Regions from separate parts of the Homo sapiens genome. Here region 1 is linked to region 2. The links are chromatin contacts, found by Hi-C or POLR2A ChIA-PET in ENCODE. All regions are on one chromosome and are shown on one strand. The core of a region is the stretch at or near the end of the contact, and the rest is flanking DNA. Distances in the headings are between cores, read along the strand shown.

Region 1 (6,977 bases), core at 1,119-3,618, 740 kb after region 2:
TAATAGTATTAATCTCTAGTTTTATTGGTTGTCTTCTCTAAATCACAGGAAAACAAATGTGGAATTTTCCTGACCATGGGTAGTGACTGTGGTGTAGCTTCAGATTGCATTTGGAGAAAAGTCCATTGGAAAAGCATGGGGAAGGGAGGTAATGAGGACGCAAAAGGCAGAAGAGCTTCGTTCAAAAACAGTACCCTCCACAATAATAAAATGAAGGGTAATCTCACCAAAGTCTTAATTACATTGGAAAATTTTGCTCAGTGACCAAGAAAGTTCCTGTGAAACTTGGGAATTACAAAGGAAAAGCCTAAGTTCAGGGGAAGGAAAAAGAAGAATTGTTTTTCTCTCTTCAACCTGCTGTTTCCCTCTCACCCTCATTCAGTTCCTGAAGCTGCTTCTTTCCATGCTGGGCTTTATAACCGCAAGCCAACAGCTAGTTGGGTAGGGAATCCACCTTCAGACCTCCGACCTCGTGTGAAGAGGCAGAGCATGCCGCTGAGATCTATGTGCCACTGGTTTCAGACATTTCTCTGTTCCTTTTCCCTTTCCCACATCCTGGATGTCTTGTCATAGTCAAAGGCCTTTGACTAGATCCATTCGTTAGTTTCCGTTCTGTCACCTAAGAATCCAGGAGAGACTAGGCCACTTCACGGGGGCTCTGCCTGTCTTGTTAATGTCGGGATTCCTGACATGATATTAAAATAACGGCACCTTGGACATTGAGAAAACTGCAGAATCAAGAAGGTCATTCACTGACTTTGTCTCACCTTTCTTTGTGAAAGCTGGTCATAAGATAATTATCTGTCCTATCTCCCCTGAAAGTATGTCGTAAGACCCCCATGTGACAGGTGTCCTTCCCTGCTTCTGGAGGAAAGGAATAAAGACACAGGGACACCAAGAATAATCTGAACAGCAGGCCTTCCTAAGTCCCCCCTCAGTTTATTAACAATACTTCATATCCCCTTTGTGTCCAATATGCTTTTACATGACTGTCCATTTTTCATTAAACCTAAGCATAAAAATAGACAGTTTCTCTGGGTCTTTGGATCTTCATTTCTAAAGCCTCTTGTCTCCCATGAAAATTAGTTTAAAAAATTAGTTATGGTTTTCTCTTGTTAATCTTCTTTTATTATAGGGGTATTAACCATGAACCTAGCAATAGGTGAGAAAAGGCACTACTTTTTTTTCCCACACTAATGACAACTTCTGCCTTATGCAAACACAACCAGAGGGTCCTACAGTCTTCACCGCCAGCCACAGTTGGAATGGTCTCATCAATGGATTGATGGCCCAGGGACGCACAAGGGCTGTGCTGAGGCTCAGGAAACAATCCCCCAAAATGACGGCCACAGAAGCAGCCTCAGAAGCAAAACTTTCTCTGACTTTCTCCTGCCCTTCTCTCTGTGGCCCCTTATTCTCTAGAATCTCTCTAGAATCCCTCTTCCCAAGGCAGGCCATAGAAACCAGAATTCCCTTCCCCAAAGCCAGCCATAAAACCTAAACATATTACTTCAACCTCCTCCTTGCCTTTCTGTGTAAAAGCTGACCATAAGGAAATTATGTGACCTGCCTTATCTGATGGTAGAATATAACTCCATTCAGAGAGGGCCCTGCCCCATTCCCAGAGTAAGGAATGTTGCACAAACAAACCCAGAAGAATCTAGACAGACAGGCCTTGCTAGGCTTCCTCACTCAGTCTATTAGCATTAGATCATGCCCTTTTTGTCCAGTCATTTTTCTACATAGCTGTCCAATTCTTCATTAACCTAAGCATAAAAATGGTATCTTTGGGCTTTCATTCTGAAGGCTCCCATGTCACATGAAACTACTATACAATTAATTTGTATGGCTTTTTGCCTATTAATCTGCCTTTTGTCAGATGATTTTTCAGTGAAGCTTCAGAGGTCAAAGGGCTAATTTTCCCCTGGCCCCTACAGCTGCCCACCCAACATTTCTTACCAGGTGCTACCTGGACTCCCTCTGCTAGAAGCTCCACATTGGCCCTATCCAATACAGTCTTCAGTCACCCTCCAGCCTGGGTTTACTTTTCCCTTTGGATACCAGGCATTTCTCTGAGCTGTATGTTATTTAATCCTCACAACCATACTCAGGGGTAAATGCAGCCAGGCCTAGGGTTAAGAAGAGAATACACAGACAACACACTTACAGCAGCTGCTGAATAAGCACCAGCTCCATTCCCTTCACAAACACGTGGACATGTCTATTTTTGGTTTTTCTGTGGGTGCTTCCTATCTTGGAAGCAGTTTCTGGTGCTTCTACAAAGTGAAACCAAAACCCTGTACATCATTAAAACTTACAACCAATTACATTTTTATTTCATCATCAGGGGCTGTACGATGAACCAGGTGGTGCAAAAATAACAATGAGGGTGATGCAACAAGTGAAAAGGAAACTAAATGTGAATTGTCGAATTGGAATTGAAGAATGGAGCGGGTATTCCCCTTTGCCCTGGTGCTTGCCTGAGGCAAGTGCTGCTTATCTTCACAAAGCAGAAGATTCTTCTGGCTGCCTGGAAGATGCCTCTGTTATTTTAGTGAAAACATTTAGCTCCTCGAAAGGTAGAGAGAACCAAGAGGTAAAGTGTGCCATTGTAGACAGCTGGTGTGTGTGCCAGGTAGCAGTGCTTCTGTCTACATCCTGGGATATTTGCTGCGAAATGATTGGCTCAGTCACCAAGTGAATGGCTCTTTCTGCCTCTCCCTTGTGAGTAGTTGAGCTGGCATTAAAAAGTTCCTGGCTAGTTCTTTTGAAATTACCTCACCTTCCTGCAGACCTAGAACATTAGGGAATAATCCTCTAATCAGTTTCAAATAGGAGAGCTCACATGTAAGCAGCCTTATTTAAGTGCCAGGCATCATTCTGAGCATGTTATATAAATTAAACAATTAATCCTCACCACAGTTTTATGAGGTAGGACTGTGGTTATCTTAATTTTACAGATAAGGGAACTGGGCAACGAGAGGTCTGTTTCCTTTCCCCGTTATGACATCCCAAAATAGCATTTTGCTCCTTGAGTTCTAGTAGGAACATTCAAGGCCTGGTTGGCCTTTCCCATCTCTCACTCTGGACCCCTGGAGGGAAGAAAACTTGGTCTTATTCCTAGCTCTCATTTTTCACTTATTTCTTATTTTTAGAAAATGTGCAATTCTGCCAACTCTTTGCTTTAGCTCTTGCTTTCAAATGACTTGCACATCTCTGTCCTTTCTCCCCTTTTCCAAAATTTTCAATGTCATTTGCATCCTTCCATCAGTTCTAAAATGCTAGTTACTTGTGGATGTCTCTCCATTTTACGCCCTGTTCTGAGCCTATGGCTCTTTGCAAATTCAGCACTTGCGGAACACTCATCATTCTGTTCGGTAATCGATGTTTTGTTTTATCCTCTCTTTTCCAGAAGATTCGTGTTTTAAATCTGAACTTTGTCTCCCCAGTCATTAGCACAGTAGCCAATGGTAAAAAGTTAAGTATTGTTTATTGAATAAATATAATGCTGCAATATATGCTTCAATGAGTTTGTGACTGTCAGATATCAAGGAGTTGTCTTGGCAATGTTTGCTGAGGGTTCATTTAATGAATTCTCTTGACAAGAATTTGAGCTCCACCTATCTCATGAGCACATTGATGGGCAATGTGAACAAAGGGAAAATAAAATTCAAAAGAGAATACAATTTATGTTGAAAAGAACATTAAATATTATTTTAGATAAATGTAGCCCCAACACATGTGAGTCTTCTTGCCCCTTCTCTGACTCTCTTGGCATCCAAAAGAAATGCAAATCCATAATCAAAAGTCTTTAAATTTTAATATAGTTCCTCATTAAGGCCCTTGAAGAGACAGCAAAGTGGCAAATTATGTCATAAGTCTATTCAGTAAAACATACTTAGTTCCCGTTTTAACAGGAAATAGAAGCAAATGGAAAACTAACCAATTCATTTTATGAGAATAAAATCATACAACGCAGATAATAAGATCAGCCAACAAATTATAGGACACTTTTATAAACATGAAGATAAAAGTACCATGTTAAATATTAGGAAGTGAAACCCAAAGATGTGCTGTAAATAAAAAACTAGAATGTAACCAAGAATACAATGGTAGCATACGATAATCTGTTCATGTAATTATTAGTATGTGACAAAGGGAAAAAATATACTGATCTCACAAGGTACCAATAAACTCCCACATTAATTAAAAAGCAATACCTTAGCCTACCAAGGCTAGAACCAGTTTAACTCTGATAAATGTTATTGCATCTATTAAGAGTGCCTTCTACTATAAGTAACAGACAACTTAGCTAATTGAGTCTAAAATAATGAAGACATTTGCTCAGTCCACATAATTGGAAATCTGTAGGGCAGTATTCCTACAAGGATGATAGAGAGTTCCCATTGCTGCACATGTCGCCAGCATTTGGTACCATTAGCGTTCTGAACTTTGATCATTCGAGCAGGTGTGTAGTGCCTCCACATTCGTTATTGTAGAACTAGGCCTATAGCAGCAAGGAGAATCTGTGAGAATGTAACACAAGGATTAGGCTTTTTTTCCCCCAAATGACTAGTTGACTGTCCCAACATGGGCTTTTCCCATTGGTTTGAAAAGCCACTTTTACTGTATGCAAAGAAACAATAAATTCAATTTTCTTCTTCTTAACTTTGATTCTGTTTTCTTGACCGATTTCTCTATTCTTGCAATAATCCCGCTTTCTGCAGTCTTACAAGATCATTTTATATTTTACAAGGCAAGTCCCTCTGTAAATTTATTCCTTTCTCAGATTTTCTGATGTATTATTTTTTGATACATTTTGTAGTCAGCTTGTCAAATTCCAATTAAAAATCTTGTTGACGTGTTGTTTGGGAATGCATTGAATTTATGTATAAATGTATAATAAAGCAATTAAAAACAATTCAGTAGATTTTTATTTACTAATAGAAAAAATCTCTAAGATCTATTATTAAGTAAAAAAAGAAACATGATATTTATGAAATACAAACACACTTAATATCCACTGAATATTTCTATATGTATAAATTTATTAAATAAATGAGGAAATGACTAAAAGGATACTCATTAAAGTATTAACTATGTGAAATTGGGATGGTAACAGGTCAATATGACTTTTCACTTGTATGAATTATTCTAATTTTTAATCATGACAATACATTCATGTATTTTTTATAAATATAAATAAACTCAAGAAATCTTTTTTAGTTCTCTAAAGTAACACTCCTTAGGGCAGTTACTTAACTTTGCATCTGCTTATCCATCTTTTTGTGAGCTTCATCCTGCTTTGCTCTTTTTACTCCACTTTGAACAGTCAAGTAGACTTTTTGCTCCTGAATAAGAAGCTTCATTGTGATTCGCCAACCTTTACCTCAATGGACTAAGCAGAGATAGGACTCAGTCTATGATCAACTCATTACTGATTAACTCATGATCACCAAGGTATTGATTGACAAATTCATTAGACTTTTCTCAGTTTTAATAGCAACATTAATGATAATCCAGTTTAAGGGCCAAGTATTGTTCTGTACTGCATACATTATCTCATGTAATCAATTCAACAATCCTACAGAAAAGATGTTATTATTCTCATTCTATAGAGAAGGAAACTGAGGCTGCTCAAAAATGTTAAGCATATTTTCCAAGGTCAAACAATTAATCAGTGGGAAGCCAGAATTTAAATACTGTTTCAGAATCTGAACAGATCTCATGATCTTAGCCTCATTAATATAATGATAATCAGATGTTTGTGCAGCGCTTTAAAAAAACTTACTTTACTTATTTATCTGTCTTTTCAGAGACAATGTCTTGCTCTGTTGCCCAGGCCGAAGTGTAGTGGCACAATCGTAGCTCACTGAAGCCTCCAAATGCTGGGCTCCAGCAATCCTCCCATTTCAGCCGCCTGAGTAGCTGGGACTATGGGTGCATGCCACCACACGTGGCTACTTTTTAAATTTTTAAATAGAGACAGGGTCTCACTATATTGCCCAGGTTCACCTCGGACTCCTGGCGTCCAGCTATCCTCCCACCTTGGCCTCCTAAGGCATTGGAATTATAGGCATGAGCCACCATGCTTTAAAATTTTAATTAAAGTAAAATGCTCATAACATAAAATGTATCACCTTAGATACTTTTAAAGGGTGCAGTTCAGTAGTGCTATATTCACATTGTAGTGAAAATAGTCTCCAGAACTCTTTTCGTCTTGCAAAATTTAAACCCTATACTTATTAACAACTCACTGTTTCTCCCTTTCCCAAAATCCTACACTTTCTGTATCTATAAATGTGACTATTCTAGATACCTGATAATAAGTGGTCATATACTATTTGTTTATATGTGTGATGGGCTTATTTCAGTTAGTGTACGGTGCTCCAGAATCCTCTTGCAGCATGTGTCACAATTTCCTTCTTTTTTTTAGACTGAATAATATTCCATGATATGTATTGACCACATTTTTTAAAAATCCATTCATCCGTCCATAGGCATTTGGGTTACTTCTATCTTTTGACTACTGTGAGTACTTTTGCTTTGGATATATACTTAGTAGTGGAATTGCTGGATATATAATAATTCAATTTTTAATTTTTGAGGAACCACCGTACTGTTTTTCATAACTCCTGCATCATTTTACATTCCCAAAAGCAGCCCACAAGAGATCCTATTTCTCCACATCAAAACGTTATTTTTTTCTTTCTTCTTTTTCTTTTTTTATCATTGCCATCTTAATGGGTGAGAGGTGATATGTTTTTGTGGTTTTGATTTGCATTTCCTCAGTGACTAATGATGTTGAACAACTTTTCATGTTCTTGTTGTCCATTGTGTATCTTATTTGGAGAAATGGCTATTCAAGTTATTTGCAGATTTTATAATTGGATGTCTGTTTTGGTTGAGTTGTAAAAGTTATTTATATATTCTGAATACTAGTCCTTTCTAAGATATAAGATTTGCAAATAGTTTCT
Region 2 (7,169 bases), core at 2,885-5,384:
AATATTTGGAAAATGACAGGTAAAACAACGTTCGGTTCTTCAAAAGAGGCCTAAGAAGAATATTAGCAAAGTACTAGACCACCACTCATGGTAGGCCACTTAAGTCCTGCTTCCTTACCCATACTAACTAAAAAGAAACTGCAAGAAATGCAACTTATCTGCAATTAAGAATCATAGGTCTGTAGTCTTTTGTTCAAATCTAAAATTCTACAAGGGTTAAAAAGCTTATCAGGCCAGTCAGGAAACTTGGCAAGTTTGAGAGTATATATTTATAGATGTAAGCAAAAATGTACACAGAATATAAATGTGACCACCAGCCATTAAATGTTAAAAAAAAAAAAAAAAACCCACACACAGCTGGGGTAGATTAAGTACTAACGTCAAGTCATTTGAAAGTAGTAAAAAAAAAAAGAAGAAAAAAATTCAAACAGCGAAACAATCTACATGTCTGCCCTGGAATTTAGAACACACATTCTTCTCTTTGGGTGTTAAAAAAAATTACCAATAGCTGCTGGTAGTGCAACAGAGGCATACATCATTAACTGAATGAAAATGAAAAACCACCCTTCTTATCTTCTCAAAACATCAAATTATACTAATAGAAGTTTCCCCACTCTACAAGTATTCCACTACAAGTATTCCACAGTTGAGTTCATAATAATAGAATGTATGTCATACAAGATAAGGGAAATGAAGAAAATATTTATTTTCCTTAGAATATCATTGGCAAAGGTTACTAAATTGAATCACAAATGTTTACAACACTTGACTCAAATTCTTATCACTGTTTTCCCATGAAACCAGAAGCCTGGCCCCAAAGCTTTTTGCATTTCTACTGTCCCCTCCCTGAGCCCACATTACACCAGCCATCTGAGGGATCACTACAATCCAGTATCACTTCCCAAATTGCCCAGTTCTCACCATCCACTGCACTAGAGGAGGGAGAACAGTTGCCATAGAGCTCCAGAGCAGACTTCTAGGTGGCCTCAGAAATGAGAACCTTTCCCAAATACATCTACAGGTGGCATTCGCCAGGTTCTGATAGCGTGGGGCTGCAGTGGCCTCCAGGTGCTATCACACTACTGCAGGACAAACCAAGTCTTGAAGTTTCTGGAAAGGGTTGTGCTAAAAAGCATTTCTCACCTGCTGCAGAATGTGTCTTTCTCTCAATGTCATTAACCTTCTGTGAAGCTCTACCAGTTCATCTAGGTATGCCTGAAAGAGAAGAATGTCCCCGAAAAGGACAAGCACTTTAAGTAGTAGTTCAAAAATAAATGAATATGTAAGTAAGAACACACAGGCAGCAGCAGCTGGAGGTTTCTCATTACACCACTCTAGCCCAGGCTGTGTGCACTCAGTGCCCAAAGGCCTCTGCAGAACAAGCCTGTCTTGGACCAGTCATTACCTTTATCACACCAACTTCAAAAAGGGAGTTGGAGTGAATTCTTGGACTTAATTGCTCTTATGAAGATTCAAGTCAGTAGACTCACTTTCCTCCAACAATATCTCTACAAAAGGTAGGGAAATTAAATGCTAAATTGTGAGTTTAAACATATTAACAAAGGCTACTTTCATTTTTTTTTCATTCTTGAATCTCAGAAGGTTTCTAAGAGAAAAAAATTCTAAGTTTGAACATGGAAACAAGAATGTACATTACCAATTAAGTCAGGGGAATTTTGTGGGGTTTTTCCTGTTTGTTTTGTTTTTGTTTTAAAAAGGCTTCCTGGTCATACCAAACATTGCTAGTAAGCAATGCCAGCAAGTGACAGAAGAACAGAAGAATGTATTACGAAAAACAGGGATCACTATCTAATTATCATCTGATTTGTGAAGAGCTCCCCTGAAAGGGGAGAGGGGGTACCTCTCTTTCCATATGCTCAGACTCACGAGTCTTTGTTAGTGTAACTGCATGGGTGCCCCCAGCACCATTTGCGATAAAGGCAAATGAAAGATTTGTGAAACATTACAGAGGTCTGCCCTGGCCCTACAGAGCAAGGTTAGGGCTCTGCCCAAACCAGGCAACTTAACCCCACCAGGTGTTGTAGTCAGGTTTCAGAAGCATGACGCACACTCTGGGAAAGCACACTGCACTAGCATCAGATGTCTTGCTCATCTACATCTGAGATTCCTTAATATTCTATCTCTACCACAATTCTCTTAATTCCCAATTCAATGTGCCTGAAATCCCTTGGCAACGTAGGCATCATGGCAAATGACAGCATAAGGCCAAGCTTAATACTGAAGATATAAACAACACATGGAAAACAAACTACAAAGCACTGGGATGAAATACTCATCATTTGGGCATCTTGGACACTTTGATGAAGAAAATGAAAGGAGAACCAGCAAGGATGATCAAGGGCAACACAAAGAAACGGAAGGCTTGTCAGTGTTGGAGCCCTCCTAGTAACAGACTAGAAACCTACCTTGTCACATTCACCATTCTTTATTTGCTTATCTGATTTGCTTTGCTTTATTGGACTTTTCACTTCAAGAATCTAGGGATCAAAGAGAACGCTGTGTTAAATTTTATTTCAAGCATCTCTTAGCTAACCAGCCACCTAAACAAAGGCATCCACTGAATGAAATGTACAGTAACATTTGCTTTCCAAATAGCATTTCTTTTCTATACATTTTCCTTCTTCTCTCTAATCTTATTTTCCTTGGAAAATGAATTACTTAGATCTGAAATGCTGAGTCAGAAAAGTAGAACTAAAAAAAAAAAAAAAAAAAAAACAACACAGTTGATGATAAGGAAATTGATCTAAGCTTCCAAGGCTGCTTCTCTTTTGCGACAACACTCTCACCATATGTATAGCAGCTGAGTTATACAGAGATTATAGTTCCCTCTGGCAAGAATTTTTTTCCTATTCATTCTGCTGTTTCAGCATGACTACTAGTGTTCAGTATGCTAGGGATGATAAAAACAAATACTCAAATGCCCTTTTTAGTACCTAACTTTCACATTCTAAAATTACTCATATGCACAAAACTGATACAGCTTTGGAAATGAAGATGGCCGACTATCTTCTGTGTTTTAAGAAATGATGTGTTTACCCTTGGTAAAACGCCAAGTGCTTTTCCTTTTATCTGGACTGATTACAACTTAAGTTATGAATAGCTTTACATACTGTATAGAAGCTTTGGTGGGAAGCTATGTTTCTACTTAATAAAAAGGAGAAGCAAATTATTATTTAATAAATGCAGCTGATTTCTTTGACAGCATCTTCAAAACTGAGGATTAAAAGGGAAGTATTTTTAAATGGTCCTCACTTGAAAAAGCTTGAAACCACTAAATTTATAAATGATGAGTGCTTACACATGTGTATAAACACAAAAAGCAAAGTAATTTGTCTTTTTCATTATAACTCATTATGAAGTGAGTTGTTATAACTGGAGACTAATATTAAAGGAGGAAAATGCCAAATAAAGGACCTAATTTATCTTAAGAGGTTTTATATTCCTACTGTTCTCTTTACCCATTCTGTGCCCTAACTTAGTAACACTTCTGTCCACAAGTTTACCACATTCCGTAACATAAAGATTTTAAGAATGAGTCCACTTTTAATCTGTAGTGGCAAGAGCACTGATTAGGCTCAGAAGCCCAAGTTCAAGTCCCAGCCTTATTATTTAATATTTTTGGACCGCAAAGGATGAAATGGGAGAGATGAACAAGATAAGACCCAGATTCCCATTCAGCTTTAACATTTTTTATTACTAATAAACATTTTACTGGATGAGGATAGGAACATGACATCCTGGAAAAGACCGAATACTCCTGAAGGGGCATATTTTTATTTTAATTGAGAATAATGCACGAGTAAAAAGTGTCCTTTTAACAGTCTTTCCTGACAATCATGCTTTTTTTCATCATTTTTAATATGAAGATAACCAAATGACTAATTTGACCAGGCTAACTTAAAATACAATACTTTTGGCAACACAAGGAAATTACGTATTAACAGAGGCAAGGCAATCGTTTTTAACATGCTCCACTGTAAAGGAAACCAAATACTCCACTACATTCAGAATTTCCTCCTCCATTGTTGTTGAAAGTGAGATCTCAAGGGAAAAATCAGCGCTGAGACCTAGGAGCAAGTAGGTCAGTAGATGGCACTCCTCGCCAACTCAGATACTGGGCTGGGCATGCAGAGACAATCCGCTGAGATTTCAGGCAAGAAAAAAAGAAAAAAAAAGTGCCTGCCTGCTTGACTTGTGCATTACAGAACTGAATTTTGTTCCCATCATATCCCGCTGCCTCCCACGATCCCCTCCTCCAACTCCTGTACTCTGGGTGTTGAAGTGACTTGAGGACGCTGTATTTGCAATAGAACTTTGCTAACTAGGTTTAGAGAGTTCTGCCACCTTTTCTTCAAAGCAGAAAATAGAACATTTGGACGCTGAAGTCCCACCCCACACATTCCGTAAGTGCTACAGCACAGAAGGCCAAAATACATTGAAATCCTAGTTTCTTTCTTCTGAAGTTGCAGTGGCAGGAACAAAAGCTCCGGGTGTCAGTGACCCGCCTCAAGTTACTGAGTGGCTGCCCAGAGAGGGCTCAGTTAATCTTCCTTCTTTGATCTCTCCCTGCTCCAAAATAAACAGCTTTGTCAAAACCTCATTCTGAGAGAGCTGAGCCCTGCTGAAGACAATTGTTTTATTTATGATCATTTCTTATCTTTAGGGAAACAACTCCAGAATAAAAAAGTACAACACCTTGTCTTCCACAGGCTTATTTTAAACCAGTTTAACTGGATAGACTCTTTTTAATTTCATTCAACATGCCTTGCAGGCTGATAGGTGATTTATGATATTCTGAATATTAACCCGGGTCCAATGGATCACTTCCTTCCTTCAAGTCCTTTCTCCCCTCCCTCCCTGCCAAGCTTCTGGCTAAAAAAGATGTGGTATTTTGTTTTTGTTTGAAATTCACATAAGGGAGGTTTGGAGTGAAAAAACCATCTCTGGTTGAAATGACGCAACACTCTTTATTATTACCTATTAAATTGTACTGAGAGAAGCAGAGCTACCTAGACTGCCTAGCTACTCCATTTATAGATACAGCAGTCTCTGAAAATAGAAGAATTGTGGTTTAGTAGCACTTTTGTCTTTAATCTGAGAAAATGTCTTGACAAACGTTCAAGATTATATTTTTCTGTATCACTTTATGAAGAATGACAACTCAGTTATTCACAGATGGATTCTCTACTGATAGATCTTTCATACTAATGACAGTAGCTCCCAACAGTACTCAGGTTAATTACTTGCTTGGTTGACGTGTGACTCTATGTTCACTTTTATTCAGTATGAAAATATTTGACTCCATTAGTACTTCCCCTCTTCTCTAGTCCCTGGAAGATTTGAGAAAAGGCAATGGACATTTCAGCTTTGCCTGGTGCTTTATCAAACTCAGAGATCATTATCAATTCATAGAGAGAGAACAGGCAAGGAGTATGGAAGGAGGAAACTCAAGAGTGTTCCCATTTCGGAGTTAGTCCTTCCAAGTATGTTCTCAACTCTTTATTAATCGTGAAAATTCAGATTCATACTCTTTCTCTATCCCTGTCTCTCTCCCCCTACTTTTCTCCCTCCCTCCTGCGCACACACACACACACACACACACACACACACACATTCAAATACGACTAAAAAGTCATTCCAGAGTGAAATTTAGTTGACTTTTAGATTTTTAAGAAATTTTTACTCTCTTATACCATCAACATAGAGAATTAAGATATACTAGTAATTTTTTTTAAGTCCCAGAAGCTTGACTTAAAGGGATAGCATCACACCTGACCCCAGTGCAAGTGATTTGAGGGGCTAGGAAACCAATACTAAACAAGGTTTAAGAAACCTTTACTTGTCCTCTCGGCTCCAAGACATAGCTCTAAGAAGGTAAGCCCTCCTGTGGTATATATATTTCCTAACCCAGACTAGCTAAAAGTGGAAGCATACGGACTTTCTTACCATGCTTACAAGTGCATGGAGAAAGTGACACATAATACAGTATTATTGGCAGACTGATGATTCACATGTGTGAAGCAACACTTGCCAAATAAACACGCCAAGGAACCAGGAGTATGCTACTTAATCAGATAAGGTAACTTTTACCCTCTCCAGATAGACGATACTATTCGTTTTTGGTTTTGTTTTGCTAGACAGGTAAAAAACAGTCTGACAAAGAGTCTAAACCTTTCCCTAAAGCCAAGGTCTGTTCAAGACTGCCCATTCAGGAAGGGCTTAAGTGAAGCCATAAGGTTTGAAGGGCATGAAAGGTGCTTGCTGGAGTTGCATTCCCTAGCAAGCCCACTTTTCACTATGATTGGGAGAGATACTGAAGGAGATGAGTGAGGGGCACAAAAGCAGAGCCTAATGCCCTACACTCCTGGCCCTGCCACTGCTGTGCCCATGACGTATTGTAGCTCTCATATACCACCCACTGGATACAGAAATCAAGCTGAAATATGCCTAGGTTGGATTTAAAAATATCATCGGCTGGGAGCGGTGGCTCATGCCTGTAATCCCAGCACTTTGTGAGGCGCATGATGAGGTCAAGAGATCGAGACCATCCTGGCCAACATGGTGAAACCCCGTCTCTACTAAAAATACAAAAATTAGCTGGGCGTGGTGGCATGCACCTGTAGTCCCAGCTACTCGCGGGGCTGAGGCAGGAGAATCGCTTGAACCCAGGAGGCGGAGGTTGCAGTGAGCCAAGATCGCGCCATTGCACTCCAGCCTGGGCAACAAGAGCAAAACTCCATCTCAAAAAAAAAAAAAAAAAAAAAAAAAAAAAATCTCACCAAGGTTCAAATTCTATTCTAATGCTAGTTCTCACTGAAGCACAAATTTACAAAAGGATCCCAAATTTTCTAGTTAACCAGTCCAGTGTTCTCAGCTGATTGGCCATGATGCATATGTCTTTCCTCTTTTTACTTTCCTCTGAAATGCCTGACTTGTGGTGGCAGGCATCCACACCAGAGGTAAAAGACGGCTGGGCCATGAGCACAGCTGGCCCTGAAGATGGGGAAGAGCCAGGATATGGAAAAAGAAGTAAATAACTTGCTGAATACCCCATCTATAAGAGATAATGAGGCTGGACTTTGATTTTAATGTAGGACACAAAGAAATTGCAGTTGAACTGTAACTGGTACAACAAAGAGTACTGGTAT

Evidence for each region. A loop is a pair of places that touch in the nucleus more often than their neighbours do. ChIA-PET counts read pairs that join two places held with the same protein, here RNA polymerase II (POLR2A). Pooled maps may share reads with other maps.
Region 1: a map of gastrocnemius medialis shows a loop between it and region 2 (2.5-fold over the local background). The contact joins two enhancer-like sites. A Hi-C loop is called at or near these places in 6 of 168 maps with a recorded cell type or tissue (CD4-positive, alpha-beta T cell, GM11168, PC-3 and 3 more), 5 of 37 single-sample maps with no recorded cell type and 11 of 50 pooled maps. POLR2A ChIA-PET finds 5 or more read pairs at or near these places in 1 of 52 experiments (activated T-cell).

Annotation. Positions count from the first base shown.
Region 1 is chr9:21,094,128-21,101,104 of GRCh38, forward strand. No RefSeq gene overlaps it. Among named protein-coding and RNA genes, the nearest start is that of IFNB1, 20 kb to the left of the region's middle. RefSeq lists enhancers at 2,196-2,465, 2,363-2,657. Within about 2 kb of position 2,369, at least 10 of the 41 ENCODE cell types and tissues checked have a DNase peak (open chromatin) inside an H3K27ac peak, as active enhancers do.
Region 2 is chr9:20,352,382-20,359,550 of GRCh38, forward strand. MLLT3 (MLLT3 super elongation complex subunit) reads right to left here. Exons shown (of 11, transcript NM_004529.4): 9 at 2,427-2,498; 10 at 1,144-1,215. LOC124902129 (a long non-coding RNA gene) reads left to right here. Exons shown (of 4, transcript XR_007061434.1): 3 at 1-19. Among named protein-coding and RNA genes, the nearest start is that of MIR4473, 55 kb to the right of the region's middle. Within about 2 kb of position 4,135, at least 11 of the 41 ENCODE cell types and tissues checked have a DNase peak (open chromatin) inside an H3K27ac peak, as active enhancers do.